Regions from separate parts of the Homo sapiens genome. Here region 2 is linked to region 1. The links are chromatin loops, found by intact Hi-C in ENCODE. Cell type or tissue: PC-9. All regions are shown on one strand. Each heading gives the region's core, and the rest is flanking DNA. Links, peaks and the distances in the headings are about the cores only. Region 1 overlaps RTN4 (reticulon 4). Region 2 overlaps EML6 (EMAP like 6).

Region 1 (4,402 bases), core at 309-4,308:
AATGCATTATCAGATTTATTCATTCTGACTTTGCTTTACAGTCTAGCACTTATGTACATGAAAGCTATTTCATATCTTGGACTCTTTCTTATTCTAGATAAGATTTAATATTCTGAAACACTTCAACTAATCTTCAACTGGTAATCATTGGAAGTTTTTCTTTAGTTTTTGGATCTCGCTACATAAGCAGCTGTTAAGAGTCTCACCTTGCAAATAAACTCTCCCAAAGTTCTGACTGACGAAACAGGCACTAAACCACAGTTGTGTAATTTAAGCCTGAAGCACTGGACCTGTAGTGCTTTTCTTTTTCATAGAACTTGTCATTTGTGTTGTATATGCTCTTTCCTGTGACTCTGCAGAAAACAGGCAGACTTGTTTCCAATCTAAGCCTGGGCAGAAATGTAGTGGTGGTAATTCTCATAATTTTTCATTTTTCATTTCCAAGAGAAATGTTCTAGTTTATATTTATCACACATGCCAAGGATATAGTAGTAATAAGGTGACTGGGCCTTTAGACTCAGAAAAACAATTTCTGAACTGGTCAGAATAGGTTTAAGTGCTTAAAGTGCTTTTTAAAAAAAAAAAACAAAAACATTTTAGCCTTTATAACCTAGTAGTTGATACGTTATTTTCAGCTGTTTGCGTCTCTGGGCTTACAGGTATGAGCCACTGCGCCCAGCCGCATCTCTTATTTTTATTTATGACTTGGAACTTAAGTTACTTCCTAATAACATCAAGGGTAAATAATGTAGTTTCCTTTTATTACTTACCTCTTTCGTATAGAGTGGTTGCATTTAGTGACTAAATCTGTAGTGGTGTTTTAAAATGATCTGATGTTAGTCTGTAAATAAAAAGATTACGGTTATGTTGTTTGGCATGCTTGGTTAATAAGTTTCAAAAGAGATCAACTAAAAATATTTTGGAGCAAATGAAATAGAACCTTGTACATACAGCCTAGAGGAAACCAGTTCCTATTCATGTATTATTACCTTCTATACGTAGCTGACTTCTAGGGTAGAACATGTGTGAAAAGTGATTGAGGAGGAGGTACTGATGCCGCTTAAGATGGATGGTTTGTGGGTAGGAATTGACTGAGAAGAAATACTGTCTGTAAGTAGTAATTCAGAGCTTCAAACAGCAAAGGACCATCTCTGAATTTAGTAGTCAAAGATTGGTGGGGGAGAGAGGTGACTTCAAAGAAAAGCCTGGTGAGCTTAGGGGAGAGGAGAGATGCTTGTTGTTTTTATAGATTCAATAAACACGGCAACAGAGATACACCAAAAGTCATCCTCGATGTTTGCACAGTATAGCAGTGAAGGCAGCTATATGTCTACAATTTAACATTTTTCTTGAGAGAAATGTCATTCTTGAATAAATCTATTTTTAAAATTGATCTGGGAATGATTCATTATGCTCTAGTTTTCTGAGTTTGAGTATAAAGTTTCCACTTGTCTTTAATCAAAAGAAAACTTATTTATTCTTTCAGAGAAAATTTTCATCCATACACAGTCCATTGTGTAGATACGGGGCAAGAGGAGAGAGAAAATGTTAGAAAGGGGCTGATGAGATCTTAAGAAACATTTTAAATCTCTGTTTTGCACACGTATTTGAGAATCGAATATGAGGACTTTTTAAAAAAAGTTTTGAGAAATAATTTCTTTGTTAAATCTTATATTTTAATTTCTTTTGAAAACTACATTTTTTTGTAAAAGCAATTATGTTATTCATGAGGAAGCTAGCATAAATGAGAGAAATCGAACTTGATAAGTTCTTGCATTGAGTGACTGCTAATTTGAAAGTAACAGAAAGTAACACATGATGAGACAGATTTCCTTTCTGGAACACTTGTTGTTTCTTAGTATTGAAAAAAAGGACTTTCATTAAAATTATAATTTATCCTTAAGGATTAGCAATCCTTTTAAAAAGAGAAGAGAAGAAAAACGTACTTGATTGGTTTCCCTGAGTTGTGTTTTTGGCAAGCCCAGAGCTCAAGGAAACCTGCTTGGTGACTTCCCCAGCTGGCAATTCATTTAGGACTGCAAATAAGTAACAGTTGCCTCATCATGTTAGCACTTAAAGTGAACCTGGCATTTAGATCTCAAAATCTAGAGGCAAATGAATAAGGCAGGGAATCTGTCCTTTTCTCCCCATGAAAGGTAAAGCCCTTGGTAATTCAGGTGCACACTCTGATAATGTACATGAAAGGTCTTCCTTGATAAACGATAAACCTTGTGATTTTGCCACACAAGAATTTAGCTAAACCCTTTCCTAATGTCATTGTATATGAGTAGTACAGATTCCATGTGTTTGTTTCCATTGAATATACAGAAATACTGAATACTTCCTTAAAACAGCTTTTATTGAAAAAAGGAAGCTGATAAAAATCACTTTGCTTTTTTATAAAAACGCTTGATAGGATTACCTTTCTAGAGAGACTTCTGTGTATGGCCACACTTATCCACCACAGTTTTTGTTTATATAGAGAGCATTTTAAAAAGAAGAAGGTTTTCCTGGCCATGCACAGTAGCTCACGCCTGTAATCCCAGCACTTTGGGAGGCCAAGGCGGAAGGATTGCTTGAGGCCAGGAGTTTGAGACCAGCCTAGGCAACATTGTGAGACTGTTTCTATAAAAAAAAAAAAACTGAAAAATCAGCCAGCCATGGTCGCCCATGCCTGTAGTCCCAGCTACTTGGGAGGCTGAGGCAAGAGGATTCTTGAGCCCAGGAGGTGGAGGATGCAGTGAGCCATAATCATACCACTGCATTCCAGCCACGGCAACAGAGTGAGACCCTGTCTGTTTAAAAAAAAAAAAAAAATTATTAAAATCTTAATCTTAAGTTCCTTAATAGTGGACTGTATTACTTTTTGCCTTTTAGCCACAAAAACTGGTAGGGAAAGTTATATTCTGTCACCCTAAAGCAAGCAAAAAATGTTTTTCCAATTCCCATTCTTTTTTTACTTTTTCAACATAAGGAAAAATGTATTTACCTTGTTTAAACGGATTTATTTTAATGCCTTACAGTCAGATTTTAAATTTATGGGAAGTTTGCTAATAGCTCCAGTCTCTCCAGTTGAGATGAATGTTTTTTCTTATTTAAATAACAATGAGTTTTTTAAAATTTATAGGAAGTAGCTTTTTATTGGAATTACATTGATTTTATATGATTCATAGCTAGGAAAATGGAAACCATCTTAATTTCAGGAAAATGTAGTAGAAATTACTCTCATTTCTAAATTTTTGTCATTTAGAAAAGACATTTTTATCAAGCTCTGTGTTTACAAAATAATAGTTTTTAAACAACAATTTGAAAGAAGTATCTCTATAACTCATTGTCTTCATAAATGCAAAATCTGTTGTGTGCCCTCAAATTTATATCTACATTTTTAGATTCTGGGTCACAATTATCACTAGCTCTTTTTTTTTTTTTTTTTTTTTTGGAGATAGAGTCTCGCTGTGTCACCCAGGCTGGAGGGCGGTGGTGCGATCTTAGGCTCACTGCAACCTTTGCCTTCCAGGTTCAAGTGATTCTCCTGCTTCAGCCTCCCAAGTAGCTGGGACTACAGGTGTCCGCCACCACGCCCAGCTAATTTTTGTATTTTTAGAAGAGATGGGGTTTTGCCAAGTTGGCCAGACTGGTCTCGAACTCCTGACCTCAGGTGATCTGCCTGCCTTGGCCTCCCAGAGTGCTGGGATTACAGGTGTGAGCCACCATGCCCAGCCTACAATTATGACTATTTCCATGTGAAACCATCTTCCTCAGAAATTGAAATTTTAGAGCCGCTCTTGCTAGCATGTGAAACCTTTTCCTTGCTTATTGCCTTTTGGCGGGGGCAGTGAAGGAGGAGCCTGGCCTTTCAAAATGTGATCAAAAAAATAACCAAACTCCAGGGCTCATTAGTCCTTTTATAAACACCGGTGTGAAATGATGGGTATCCGTGTGCCTGGTCCAAGTTTCCTGGTGGTTGACTTGGGCGAATAAAAATAAGACATGTTCTGCAGAGTTCTCCTTTTAAATTCTTGTGTAATATTCCGTTTGTTTTGCTCCTTTGCAATTAACTACAAACTTCTAAGTCCTAGAAAAGATTTCAAGTATTTATAGAGTGAGCAACGATCATTTTCCTAGTCAAATAGTATGGCAAAAATCACTGTTTTAAAAAGTTGTGGCATTAAACTATAAATCCTCCCTCCCCTCGCTTCCCACCCGCAATTATGAAAGAAAAGCATATGACAATGCCTACTGGGCTCAGCTTTTGGGCTAATTGAGTCTGACTGAGCCTTCTTAGCAGGTTCCTGTCTTTTGAAACCTCAAATCCCAAAAAGCTGTCTAATAATTTTACTTTTTTAGGGACTAAGACCAGGTATTTTCAGCAGAGGTTCTTACTTTTCTGTAATTGAGGCGC
Region 2 (4,402 bases), core at 194-4,193, 250 kb after region 1:
GAGAGCTGCTCTGGAAATCTTGCCTAAGGTGGCTTCCATACCCCCATTCAACCCAGTTTCTCTGTGATTATTTTTCTTCTTAGCACTTATCACAATCTATAGTCATCTTATTTTCTTGTCCATTCACTGTTGGCGTCCCCCATCAGAAAGTAAGCTTCGAGGCGGCAGAAACTTTGTCATGTTCACTGCTATACCCCCTGCATCTGGCACATTATAGATGTAAAATGAGTTTTTGATGAATTAACAAATATGAAAGAATAAATTACACCCAACTTAGAGAATAAACAAATCTTAATAAAAATCACAAGACTATAATTTATTAATAAGAAGAGCAATAATGCAATCATTTATGAAGATCATTATAAGCTTCCGTCAAAAGCTTTCACTTTGCGCTCTTTCCAATGCACAGAGTAAGTGGGATCCAATGAGCAGTAGGATGGTACCATTGAGTAACTCTGATTAAATCTCTTCCCCTCGCAGAGCCATTTCTCAGTGTAAAATGAGAAGACCTATTTCTCAGTGTTGAGGGTGGGAGAATTCAATAGGATGACATATACATGAAGTGTCTGGTACAGAGCAAGCACTCAACTTAATATGGATTTGATTCTTTGTAGTTACCTCCATATTTCTCTTATTCAAACTGGTCAAGGGACTAAAGAATATAAAGTCACATCTCTAGGCCTTCATGTGAACTTGCTTACCTGACACTCCAGGCCCAATCATGGCTGTTAGACCTGTCTCTTCAAATCCAACAAGTTCAATTGTATTTGCAGCACTAGATTATTTGAGCCATGTCACAATTTTGACTAAAATAATTTTTTTTAATTAAAATCTCTAATAGATCATTGTTTCAGGTCATTGTTCCAAAGCTGTGGATATTTCTCTTTTTTAAATTTTTTCTTTTCTTTTTTTTTTCTTGAGACAGGGCCTCACTCTTGTCGCCCAGGCTGGAGTGCAACAGCACAAACTGGGCTTACTGCAACCTCTGCCTCCTGGGCCAAAGAGATTCTCTGGCCCTAGGTCCCGGAATATCAGGGACCACAGGCACCTGCCACCATGCCCAGCCAGCCCTTGTATTTTCTGTAGAGATGGGGTTTTGCCATGCCACCCAGGCTAGTCCTGAACCCCCAAGCTCAAGTGATCTGCCCACCTCAGCCTCCCAAATTGCTGGGATTAGCCTGGCCGAGCTGGGGATGTTTCTAAAGCAAACTTAAACATGGTCCCATTTCCAGGCAGAATTCTAATGATCTACTTCAAATATTCTTGAATAAATCAAACGGTTTATAGACCAACAGAGGATAAGCAAGTTACAAAGAGCAACAATCTACTACCTTCTGGTTAGGAAGAAGGCACAGTTGTAGGGACCACAATATAAGAGGCCATAAAGCAGTGAAGCCAAAGCTTGCAGCTTTGGAATCAGACCAATCTGGGTTCCAATTCCCATTCCACAGTCTGCCAGACAGTGACAACAGGCAAGATCCTCAACCTCTCTGTGCCTCAGCTGCCTCCCCTGTAGCCTGGGGTTAGCAACAGTGCCTATCTCACTGGACTGTGAGAGGGTGGATCAGATCAATCGATATACACATTTAGTTCTGAGTTTGGCACTCAGGAAATGTTAGCTCTGGTTATAAAATTCACTCTCAGCCTCAAGAGTCTTATATACGCTTACAAATGAAAACAGAATGAAACGATAGCCCTAAATGATACATATTAAGTGAGCAGCATCGGTCACAAAACACACAAAGTTTTGGAAGTGCAAGGTGCCCCTTCATCTGAGGATGGTACAAGGTCTCATGGGAGAGGTGAGACTGCAGCAGATAGGGCTTTGCAGGATGCAGATGCAAACAGGACCCTGGTGCTGCACACTTACCACTGGCCAAACATTTTTGTATGTAATCCCCACAACAAACTACAAAGGAGATACTTTAAAACTCCATTTTATAAGTGAAAAGTTGTTTCACTGATGAGATAGTTAAGATTCGAAGAGGTTTATTAAAGTCGCCAGCTGGTGGCAGTCCTAGGTTCAAACTCAAGTATGACTGACAGCAAAGTCCAAGCTCCCACTGCTATGCCATTGGAGGGGTGCGGCTGGACAGACAGAGAAGGGCCAGCGGGGAAGATGAATCATTCCACTGTGAGGCAGGGAAGAACAGAGTCATCATATGGCAAGTGGGAAGCAAAGAATTTATGATTTTTTAAAAAAGGAAAATAAGGATAGGATGGTAGGTTAGGAGAGAGAACAGAAAGCTTAGGAATCTGGACTTCTGCCTGTGAGCAATGATGAATCATTGTTTTGTTCTGGGGGTGTGTGTGTGTTTAGTGAAATACTACTTCTACCACAACTAAGAATATTTATTGAGCACCAACTAAGGGCCAGGCCCCACACTAAACCCTTTGCATACATTTTTTTCTAATAGTTACAACTCTGCAGTTTAGGTATTGTCATTCCCATTTCACAAATAAACAAGGCCCTGAAAAGTGATGCCACTCACCCAGATACCCCCGGTAAATGGCAGAGTGGGATTTATACCCAAGTGTGCATGATAACGAAGTCAGTGCCCTTTCCCCTAAAGCAGCATTGTACATAAACCTCCTTTGCAAATGGGAGCCGGAAAACGAGGCAGAAGAACCTGGAGACAGGGAACTAGCCAGAAGCAATACATATAGTGGTCCAGAGTGAGGAGATAAATGTCTCAACTGGAATCACTGTGAAAATGGAAGGGAAGTAACAGAGGATGAATGTGTTCACAGGCTTTTCTTTCATTTACTCCCATTCTCTGTGTCATGTTCTACTACCTAAAGTAGAAACCAAGTTAGTAATTATCCCAGTCTCTATTACTGTCCTTGGTATCAAGCCCTGATTTGCATCTTGTTGTTAGCCCAATAGCAAATATTACTTTAAGTATTCACTTGTTCTATCACAATGTTATCAGGTCTAAAATATGGCATCATCTTCTAATCTGTTATCTGAATTAAAAAGTAATATTCAAGAGAATAAAACTAAGCCTCCACATTCAGTAAATTATATTATGCCTCACATAGCAACATCTTTAAAAATCTGACTTAGACATATAGCCTGTCAAAGCAGAAGGACACATATGCTGAGCCCTAATGAGCTCTGCCAAAACCTACATTATTATTAGGGTTCATTATGATCTTGGAGATCACATGGTTTTATAAAATGGAGTGTGTTATCAATACTTGTTGGGCTGCTTTCTAGTTAATATTCTTGGCAAAACAGCACAAAAAATAAAGCAGTATAGATGTATGCATATGAATATATCTTTCAAACTAATGCAAAAGCTATGTACCAAGTGGACAATTACTTATGCTATCTCACCTGATGGAAACAAGAATTAGAAACGAACAAGTTTTGATATTCATGTAATGATTCAATAAAAAACCAAAACACTTTTGCATTAGAACCTTAGCTATAGTCCTCTCCATTTAATAACAAACTTCAATATTTCAGGTGGAAGAATAGTAGTAACCGGGATACACAGAAACGAATTAAAATTCATAAGGACAAAAAATTGTGCATTGTGGTTTGTGCAGTGTCTTCACCAGAAAAAGATATTTACATATGTAAGACAAAGCAAAAGAACAGCATAAACATTCCAATTTCATAGCTCTTAATTCCATAATAATCTGTGGTTTGTGTTTCTTAATTCATTGAACTTAATTTTATTCTTGTGTACAAAGACATATTTGGATGTTAAGGAACTCTGCTCTGCTCTGCTCACCTATACATACTCTGACCCAACCAAATATTGTGGAGAATTATGAATACAGTCCTTCCTCTGAAATCAGGCTTACTACTATGTCACTAAAGTAGCTTAATGAATAGATCAGATGCTAACTGTCTCTTTTTCCCTTCATCAGTTAAGGCTCCCTGCAAACCCAGTTATACACATCACTTCATTCACCTTTTCTTCAAATCTGAATGTTTCCTTAACCACCCAAGCTAGATTTCATCACATCCCACTAGCCCGGCTGCTTGTCATAACAACGGTTTACTGCAACTCCACCCTTTTCCCACCTTCAGCTTCAACAGTGCATTTGGTTTTTTTCCTTGTATCAGAGAAAAAATTAGGATTAGGAGTTCAAATCCACAAAGTAGTTCAGTGAACTGTCACATTAATATTATTTAACCACAGAGAATTTTCTGTTTAATTGCCACTCTCTCCCTTCACCCAAAGGACTACATCTTATTTTGATGCTGTAATGGAAAGCACTGCATTAAGACAGAGAGAGCAAAAACATAATGGGTTTAAATTTTTAAACATCTAACCTTTTCATGAGTCATTGTTAATCATTTGCACCTGTAACTTTCATAATCAGCCTAGCAATTAGAGAAGCAAAATCTGCAGAACAAAACTATGTAAGGATGCCCCAAGCACAA

What was found. Hi-C counts contacts between places; a loop is a spot of excess contacts. Peaks named below come from ENCODE experiments on the same cell type or tissue, not always from the same donor. Only the 100,000 strongest peaks of a DNase experiment are listed, where the experiment ranks them.
Region 2: a loop joins it to region 1, with 2.2 times the contacts of the local background. A loop is called at or near these places in 3 of 110 quality-filtered maps.

The regions. Positions count from the first base shown.
Region 1 is chr2:54,977,468-54,981,869 of GRCh38, reverse strand. The region is part of intron 5 of RTN4 (reticulon 4); the gene reads left to right. Among named protein-coding and RNA genes, the nearest start is that of RTN4, 71 kb to the left of the region's middle. In PC-9, for the core only: no CTCF peak of the experiment used is centred there; a DNase peak (open chromatin) is centred at 2,019; H3K27ac peaks cover 2,183 bases.
Region 2 is chr2:54,726,653-54,731,054 of GRCh38, reverse strand. The region is part of intron 2 of EML6 (EMAP like 6); the gene reads right to left. Among named protein-coding and RNA genes, the nearest start is that of EML6, 5.2 kb to the right of the region's middle. In PC-9, for the core only: CTCF peaks have their summits at 1,760 and 1,987 (motif pointing right); a DNase peak (open chromatin) is centred at 2,124; H3K27ac peaks cover 1,118 bases.